2 separate regions of the Homo sapiens genome follow, and region 1 is linked to region 2. The links are chromatin contacts, found by Hi-C or POLR2A ChIA-PET in ENCODE. All regions are on one chromosome and are shown on one strand. The core of a region is the stretch at or near the end of the contact, and the rest is flanking DNA. Distances in the headings are between cores, read along the strand shown.

The links. A loop is a pair of places that touch in the nucleus more often than their neighbours do. ChIA-PET counts read pairs that join two places held with the same protein, here RNA polymerase II (POLR2A). Pooled maps may share reads with other maps.
Region 1: a map with no recorded cell type shows a loop between it and region 2 (9-fold over the local background). The contact joins the promoter of NYX here to the enhancer-like site in region 2. A Hi-C loop is called at or near these places in 3 of 37 single-sample maps with no recorded cell type and 3 of 50 pooled maps. POLR2A ChIA-PET finds 5 or more read pairs at or near these places in 1 of 52 experiments (activated B cell).

What each region holds. Positions count from the first base shown.
Region 1 is chrX:41,445,127-41,449,687 of GRCh38, forward strand. It overlaps NYX (nyctalopin), which reads left to right and starts at 2,217. Exons shown (of 3, transcript NM_001378477.3): 1 at 2,217-2,390; 2 at 2,723-2,800. The coding sequence starts at 2,779. RefSeq lists enhancers at 103-172, 293-342.
Region 2 is chrX:40,170,040-40,174,616 of GRCh38, forward strand. It overlaps a transcript of BCOR not described here. Among named protein-coding and RNA genes, the nearest start is that of BCOR, 74 kb to the left of the region's middle. RefSeq lists enhancers at 1-463, 46-245 and silencers at 1,971-2,030, 2,051-2,130. Within about 2 kb of position 2,077, at least 31 of the 41 ENCODE cell types and tissues checked have a DNase peak (open chromatin) inside an H3K27ac peak, as active enhancers do.

The sequences.
Region 1 (4,561 bases), core at 967-3,466, 1.3 Mb after region 2:
GTGGTGGTACTCACCTGTAGTCCCAGCTACTCAGGAGGCTGAGGCAGGAGAATTGCTTGAACCCGGGAGGCAGAGGTTGCAGTGGGCTGAGATCACGCCACTGCACTCCAGCCTGAGGGACAGAGTAAGGCTCCATCTCAAAAACAAAAACGAAAAAATCCCTCCCCCAGCAGCCCACGAGTGGCTGGAGTAGGCTCTGAAAGGGCCGGCCTTTCTCCTGTCTTGAGCTTTAAGTTTCTCCCAGGGGAAGTCAGTCAATCGCATTTCCTGTAACAACCCTGGGCCACCTGCTTTTCTCCCTGCAGCAAGGTTTTGATTAAGGGCTGCTCATCCTCCCAAGTCGGTGGTACCAGCTCACCTGGTGGATGGGCTCCTTCCTTTTTATGCCAAGAGTCTCTGATGCCTCCTTATTTTCCACTTGGGAGAAATGTTTCAGTTCACAGGTGGAGAAGAAGGTCTTCCTTAGTGGGATCCCAGTGCCAGAGCACCAGGCCCACTGGCCTGGAGAAGATTGAAGGGAAGGTTGGACCAATAAGCTGCGAACAAAGGTTGTGGGTGCAGACAGGTTGGCTCTTACAGTCGAGATTCAGCCTCTGGACTGCTGCTGGGGGAGTGGGGGCTTCGTTGGGCTAAGGCTTGGGGTGATGGCTACAGGGACACCTCCGACACTGGTGGTCACAATGAGAGGGCTGCCCACTGCTCTCATCTAATAAGCCAGGCGAGTCCAACACTGGGGATAGAGATGTCATTTGAGAGGCCTCCCCCACCCACATCCCTACCCCATCCCTAGTATTCTCTTCTTTCCAGCAGGTTAGACAAGTTCAGCCACATTTTGGCTTTCAAGGCTCAAATGGAAGAAAACAAAAATTCCCCAGGGCACGGTGGCCTGAGATGTCTAGATTCACATCCAGAACCCTTTCTGTGGGAAGGGAACTCCTGGCTTCCTTTCATCAGCACTGGCTCACCAAGTCCTGCGTGGCCAGAACTTGGCAGGTTGCCATGGATACCTGGAAGTGCTGTCCCAGCAGACAGCAGAGGCTTGCTGGGGCCAGGAGAATGTGGGGGCACCTGAACTGCTGGCCAGAAAGGCTAGATAAACAGGCCCCCCTGCCACCCTCATTTTGATCAGACCCCCTCCACCAGTCTCCTAAAACAGGGCTTTCCAAACTTTACCGGGCACAGGAATCCCCCTCTCCGCCGACCTAGTTAAAATGCAGATGCTGGCCGGGCGCGGTGGTTCACGCCTGTAATCCCAGCACTCTGGGAGGCCGAGGCGGGTGGATCACAAGGTCAAGAGATCAAGACCATCCTGGTCAACATGGTGAAACCCCGTCTCTACTAAAAATACAAAAAATTAGCTGGGCATGGTGTAGTCCCAGCTACTCAGGAAGCTGAGGCAGGGGAATCGCTTGAACCCAGAAGGTGGAGGTTGCAGTGAGCCAAGATTGTGCCACTGCACTCCAGCCTGGGCGACAGAGTGAGACTCCATCTCAAAAAAAAAAAAAAAAAAAAAAAAGCAGATGCTGATTCAACAGGTCTGGGGCGGGGGGTAGAAGGCGCTGAGATTCTGTTTTCCTAACGAGCTCTCAGGTACTGCTGCTGGTCCACCGGCCACACTGAGTAGCCAGGGCCTAAACTGAGTCCTGGTGGGTTTCAGAAACCTCAGCCAGATTCTGAAGGTCCCATTCCTGGACCCACTGCCTTAGGCCACCACTACCAGCCCTAACCCCAGTGGGAACCTCTTGCCTTCTTGTAGTGGAAGGACTCTCTCCAGTCCGTTTTTGTATCATTCACCATCAACCACTTCAAAGAAAGGAAATCAGCAGCCGGCATTTTGGGGAAACATTTTAAGCTGTCCTGTCCCTTCTCCAGCTCTCCAAGTTATATAATGCGTCCTTGTTGAAAATGCTGATAATGCTGTTTGGGTGGCAGGAAGCCAATTTCAGGCTACATATTGCTTGGGGCTGGGGCTGGGGTCAGGGAACGGGGCAGGGTCTGGGGAAGGTTTAAGGAGAGAAAGGGGCCAGGCAGATGGAGAGAGGACAGGAGGGCCAGGGTGGTCAAGGCCCGGGGATAAAGCCGATTGGTATGTCAGCAAAATCTGTCACTGGCTTTAGTGATTCGAAAGGCAGACACATTCTTTCATCTCTGTTAATCCTCATGTGATACAGAGGATTTTCCTGCCATTAAATCTGGAGAAAGAAAAATAAGCACTCAAACCTGCACAAGTAACTATTCCTCTTCACCCCTTCCTCCCGTCCCCCCACCCCCACCTTTACTTCTCTCTCAAACCATTTTCAGCATCTGTGGCTGCCTGACTTGGGAGATGGATGGGCTGAGGGAGTGGAGGGGGACCTCAGAGGAGCAGGACCAGGGAGACTCCCAGGACGGTAAGCAACATTTGAGGACCATTCACTAACGCTTCTCTGCAGGGGTTTCCTCTCCATCCATTTCCTTGCTGGGTTGTCAGTGATGCCATCTGAGTTGCTGTCAGGGCTGTAGCCTGACAAAGGGTTTCCTAATAGATCCAAACTGTCCATTTGTGGGGAGCTTCTGATTTTCTGTTGTTACTGGTTTCCCTTAGCCCAACACCAGGGTCATTAAGAAGGAAGGAATGTGAGGAAGAAAGAAAGGCAGGGCATTCAGGAAGAAGTGTGGAGGCATGGGAGGGTTCTCATGGGGCCCTCCTGGGCACTGGGTGACCTGTCCTTTCTCCCCTCAGGTAGGGGTCCCACGGCTGGGTGGTCCTAAGCCACTGGGTGGATGAAAGGCCGAGGGATGTTGGTCCTGCTTCTGCATGGTGAGTTCTCCTGCCGGTGGGTGCAAGGGTTGGGAAGAGGGGTGGAAGCCACAGAGCTTCTGCCCAAAGAGTCTTTAAAGTGGCTTCTGGGACAGCGGTATCTGGACACTTCTGATCAGGTTTCACTGACCCTGTGATCGTGGGGGAGGGGATAGAGAAAGCAAGAAAACAGCAGGTGGTGGGGATTTTTGTTTCCTAAAAACAAAACTCCTGAGCCGAATATATGAAATAGTCCTCTTGGTGATTTTCTTATTCTAATTTCAGATATGAATTCATTGGTGTGATAACCAAAAGCTACAGTGCTACAGTGTTTTTTTGTTTTGTTTTGTTTTTGGAGATGGAGTCTCGCTCTGTCACCCAGGCTGGAGTACAGTGGTGCGACCTCGGCACACTGCAAGCTCCGCCTCCCGGGTTCACGCCATTCTCCTGCCTCAGCCTCCCGAGTAGCTGGGAGTACAGGTGCCCGCCACCACGCCTGGCTAATTTTTTGTATTTTTAGTAGAGACGGGGTTTCACCATGTTAGCCAGGATGGTCTCGATCTCCTGACCTCGTGATCTGCCCGCCTCGGCCTCCCAAAGTGCTGGGATTACAGGCGTGAGCCACCGTACGGTGGTTTTTTCTTTTCTTTTCTTTTCTTTTTTTTTTTTTTTGAGACAGAGTCTCACTCTCGCCCAAGCTGGGGAGCAGTGGCATGGATCTTGGCTCACTGCAACCTCCGCCTCCCGGGTTCAAGTGATTCTCGTGCCTCAGCCTCCTGAGTAGCTGGAACTATAGGCACCTGCCACCACGCCCAGCTAATTTTTTGTATTGTTAGTAAAGACGGGGTTTCGCCATATTGCCCAGGCTGGTCTTGAACTCCTGACCTCAGGTGATCTGCCTGTCTCGGCCTCCCAAAGTGCTGGGATTGCAGGCATGAACCACCGTGCCCAGCCTACAGTGGTTTCTAATCACATTATTTTAAGCTCATTTAGTTAAAAACAAAAGTCCCTTTAAAAAACCACCTTCCTAAAGGAAAAAGAAAAAATGAAAAATGCCTTGGAATTATAGGATTATGGATATTGAAGTTATTTTTCAAAGTTTCTCGCTCTGTTATGTGCACTTTAATATACCAAGAAGACTCGTTATGAAATATTTTCCCTGGCTCTAGCTGTTCCAATCTGACTGAGATAGCCCAAGGAAAAATCCTTTAAATTCTTCAGTAAATGATTCTACACAAAGAATCTGTTTTTTTCTGACCCTCAAGTGAATTTAATTATTTGAGATATGATGATCTATGTAATAGACCTCTGTATGCGATGCTGATAGAGAACATTTTACCAGATCATCTAAAACAGGAGTAATGGAGTTTTCTTCCTCTTTATTCCACCTTTTCAAAAACCGGAACTTGCTCTGTTCAGTCAACCAACAGGCATACACTGTGTGCCTTCAAAACGCTCGAGAGATATTTATGAGGGATATAATAGCATGCTCTTTGTCTTTGAGAAAATTCTTTTATAAGAGATTCAATAAATAAGCAATAAAAAAAATTGGAGCAAGGCACGTGGAACACTGTGATAAATAGGACATGACTTCCTACCTCGAAGAGGTTCTAAAGAACAGAGGTTGATATTTATATAATTACTAACAGTCAACTTCTTGCCATTCCTCCTACCTTGAAAAAAAAATGAAACTTGATTGACTCATTGGGGCACAATGTTTGCTTCCAACAGCCAGTATCATTTTAAACGTGCACCAAAAGCTCTACCGTTCCTCACAGAAAG
Region 2 (4,577 bases), core at 827-3,326:
CATCTGCGAGGAAGGAGGTCACGAGGCACCCCCTCCCACAGAGTTTTAACAACTCCAGGCCTTCAAGACGCAGTAGCAGGCCTGGGTCTTCTGATGTTCATTTAAAGCAAAATGATCGCCTTTCTTCACTGTCCCCACCCCAGACGCCAACAACACCTTGCACCTAGCAGACCAAGCCTGAGTCAAGACGTCCTTCGGTCCTGGGGCTGGGGGAATGGCTACCAACGGGCATCTCTTCTGCAGACTAACAGAAGGGGATATAGCCAGGAAGCTACTATAAATTTATATTCTTCTTCCGGTTTTGTTTTGGTTTTGGTTTTTTTTTTTTTGAGACGGAGTTTCGCTCTTTTGCCCAGGCTGGAGTGAAGTGGCACGATCTCGGCTCACTGCAACCTCTGCCTACCGGGTTCAAGCAATTCTGCCTCAGCCTCCCCAGTAGCTGGGATTACAGGCGCCCGCCACCTTGCCCGGCTAATTTTTTGTATTTTTACTAGAGACGGGGTTTCGCCATGTTGGCCAGGCTGGTCTCGAACTCCTGACCTCACGTGATCCACCCATCTCGCCTCCCAAAGTGCTAGGATTACAAGCGTGAGCCACCGCGCCCAGCCTTCTTAAAATGTGATTTGACCCAATTTAAAGCCTCCCTTTCTTCCCCATTAACCTCCAGTTTTTGACAGATTTTCTTAGAACATTCCAAAGATTCTCTCATTACTTCAGAAACTTATCTCGAAATGATGTAAAAGGAGGTTCAAAATATTAGGTTGCTTTTGGGTTCCCTTTATCTCGAACATTGTTGCGTAGATTTGAGAAAGGGCTGATTTCTACTTTGTTTTCTAATCAGCAAGTCACTGGTTTTTCTACCTAAGAGAGACTGAACATTAACCACAGTGAAGCAGAAGGGTTGAGCCGCATTTACAAAGTGCCTTCACATTTTGGTCCTCAGAAACCCATCCGAGGGGGACAGAGTAGGTGTTACTGTTCTGATTTTACACATGAAGAGACTGGCCACTCGCCCCCACAAATTTCTGGAAGCTAGTCTTCCTCACTGAACTGGAGCCAGAAGCCATGTGAAGCCAGCCTGCTCCTGCCTACACCCTCCTTCCTCCAGGTCAATGTCATTTAGAATATATTGCATCCTTTTCTTGGATCTGTCTGCTAGGACCCGGGCCACCCTCCTGCTGGAGGCAACCCCGACAGCCCATATTTTAAGCAGCTCTTTTCACAGCCTGCAAACCTCACGGATTGTCTCTTACAACTGTCTGTTTACTCACTTCCCTCCACCCAGTCAATTCCGACTCCAGGCCCGGGAGGACAATTTTAAAGTGTTTCTGCAGACAGACCCTCTGGCCGCGCCGGAAGTGTTTTATGGACCTGTGAGCCGAGTTAATCCCAGGAGGCGCGGCTGGATTAGTCCCGGGTATGGGTGGGGGATTCATGTGTTTAGGTTTAATCCCCATGGGGGGGGGGCGTAAGGAGAATGGGGGTCGGGTGGCTTCAGCAATGTGTGCCCCCTCCCCATTAAACTCCGAGATTTGCGCTAGAGCGGATGGAAACCGAGGCACGCAGCCCTCGACCCCGGCCAGGCGTGGAGTAGGGGAGCAGGGGGTGCCCCGCGTGGGCGCACCCTAAGAAACCAGTGCGGACATGGCGAGCGAGACCAGAGCGCAGTTGTGTGTGGTTTTTCCCCAGGTTTTTATTCTTCCAGCCCTGTGGAAAGGAGGAGAGCCGCAACCCGGAGAGGGAGCCGGAAAGAAACACTTAATCACCGGCGTCTCGCTGCTCGTCACGCGAAGATGGCAGCGGCTCCCCTGGGTTTCAAGGTTCCGGGAAAGGCGTGTGTTCTGCCTTAAGGCGCGCGGGCTGATGCGCTCTCTCCCTCGGCTCGGCGGCCGGCTCCGGCTCACAGAGCCTCTCTCAACGCCGGCAAGTGCAGCCGGGCCGCCCAGCCCCCAGGCCAGCCTGGCCCCCTCTGGGCCTGGGGTTGGCGAGGGCAGCTGGGCGTCTGCGCTGCCCAGCCCAGCCGCGGATCCATGGGGTTTCGCGAGCTGAAAGTAAAGGCTTGAGGGAGTGGGGACACCCACACCGACCCGCGGCACGCAGGGGAGTCAAGCTGCGGCCAATGCAAGACGAGCAGGGTAGACTACTACTAGCGGTGGCCGGAGGCTCAGCCACCTTCGCGGGAGAGGGGATTTACCGCCACCCTCATCCACGCGCAGGCCCCACCGCCCGGTCCTCTCCTCTGATCCCCGGGCCATTGCGAAACACGGAGCGAACAGGTCCTCGCCAGCAGCCGTCATTTCCCGGGAAGATGGGAACCCACAAGCCTGACTGTGCTTCCTAAGGATACTAGCGTGCGCGCAGACCTTGGGGGGAAAGAGGGCAGCGCGGTCTCCCCGACCCGGACTCTTCCCTGGCGCAGCACACAACCGCCACGGGCTTCCGAAGCGCCCGAGCGGGGAGGAGGAAGGAAAAGCGGAGGCCCGGGAGGCGGGCTGCGCGCTTGGAAGCCGTGTGTGTTTATGTGTCTGCGCGCGCGCCCTGGCCGGACGGGTGTTGAGGGGAGAGTGATCGTGAGCAACCCGGAACCAGCAGTCCCAACCTGGACTGACGAACTGGGCTCTCCAGTCCTGGGCCGTGGGGCTCCATGCCTCGGGCTGGCGGGACAAGCGGCGGGGAGCCCGGAGCTTCGGAGCCGCCGCCGGGCATCTAGCCAGCTCCGCGGGAGAAGCCCGGGGGCGCGTCGGGAGCCAGGGGACTGGTGTGAACTAGCCGCCCCCGCAGGCGGACGTTTAGCTCCGGCACCCGGGAGCACTGACACTGGGCGATAAGGAGTTCCTCGGCAATCGGCTGTCCCCAGTCCCCAGTCACCTCCGGCGGACGTGACCGCCGGATGCTATGCAGCTAGGTGGGCCAGGGGGGCCTTTGCATTGCCTTCCCTGACCCCTTCCTTGCCGCGGAGGAGCCACAGTAAGATGCCTCTGTACGACTCTCCAGAACTTTCTTTTGCAAAATAAAGGCCAAATGTTGGGCCTTCTAGTCTCTTCATATTTTCCTTTGGAAGGTTGGGGTCCAGGCAGTCCTCTCGAAACAACCCCCAAACAGATCACTTTCATTACAAAACGCTAGAGAGGCAACACAGCCCTATTTCTCTCTCTGGTCAATCCAGGCCCTATCTCTCCCTCTGGTCAATCCAGGCCCTATTATCCCAAGCTGTGCGGCTTTGGGCAAACCGCTTAACAGTTCGAAACCTCGGAGTCCTCATCTGTAAAATAAGACCAATACTATTATCTACCTCGTAGGGTTGTTCTGAGGATAACATGCCTCCATACATAAGGTGCTTAGAACGCTGCCTCCAGTACAATGCTACGTGTGTTTGTTACTATGATCTGGCACTCCCTTTGGATGGGTAGGGAGTACAAAGTTCCGGGTTAAAGTTCCTGGAAGTTTACATGGAGCCAGTGGTCTTGGCAGGGTGGAAAGGGCACTATTGTATGGCCACTGAAAAGTGAAGGCCAAATGCCCTCAAACTGTCTAGGTCTCCACTAGACCGTCCCATAAAGGCTTGTGTGTGTGTGGTGGTGGATAGGAGGGAGAGTCCTTTTTAATGGTGCTCATTTAGACTGGATTAATAGCAAGTTCCGTCAGGGCTCAGGCACCATTACCCACTCTCTCCCTGCAGCCCTGGGGAAGAGCGCTGGTTTCCAGGACCTCCAGCCTACTCTTCCAGGACACCTTTTTTGATGGCTGAAGGCCACCTCTTTAAATCAGTTCTCGGAGGAGTTGGCCAAAAGCCATGTCCTCTGGGATGTACTTTGGTCTAACACTGGTGCAGGGCTGGCGTATGGCAGGCCTTGTCCCTGGGCCGCTGGCGGGCCACATTTTACTGGTGCACAGATGCAAATACCACTTCTGTAGACAGAATCGGTCAGACTTCTAATTTCAAAAGGCTTCCCATTACCTTTGAAATGGCGACTCTGGCAAAAAGGGGAGGAGTTGCGGCAAATAAGAGCCTAGGGAGGCCTCGGCCTCCCCTGCTTGGCCTCTCCAGGGTCACCCATAATTCATTAGGTGAGGCTGCCTTTTCCTTTTCAAACACAACGCAAATGGCCTTTGCCTTAAGTGGCTACCGGCGTTTGCCTAATCACTGAAATGTGCTGGCAGTGCGCTCTAGCTCTCAGTAGATCCTTATCGGAACTGTGCGTGCCAAGCTGCCAGCCCCGAGAAAGACAAAGAACACGGGCGCCTCCAGGTTTGCTTCTGAGGCCTCAGGGTCACCTCTGGGGCTTCCCCTTCACAGCCTCCGGCCCCTACAAGACGCTCCCAGCCAGCCTCCGGAACAAACCCGCAGCCCTAAATCAGAATTCCAGTTCTCGAGCGCCACCCGGAGAGTTCACATTTCCCCTCCTCCGAGGCCGCGTGGTGCGCAAGAAAGAGCCCGAGGGCGGCGGCAGCACACGTCTGGGCAGCCCCCTCCCCGTACCCAGCAGCGTGTACGCAGGAAAAGAAAAAGCCAAGAGAAAAACGTGGACTGTAAAAGCCAAAACGCAGAACCATCTACTACTAACTACCGACAACCC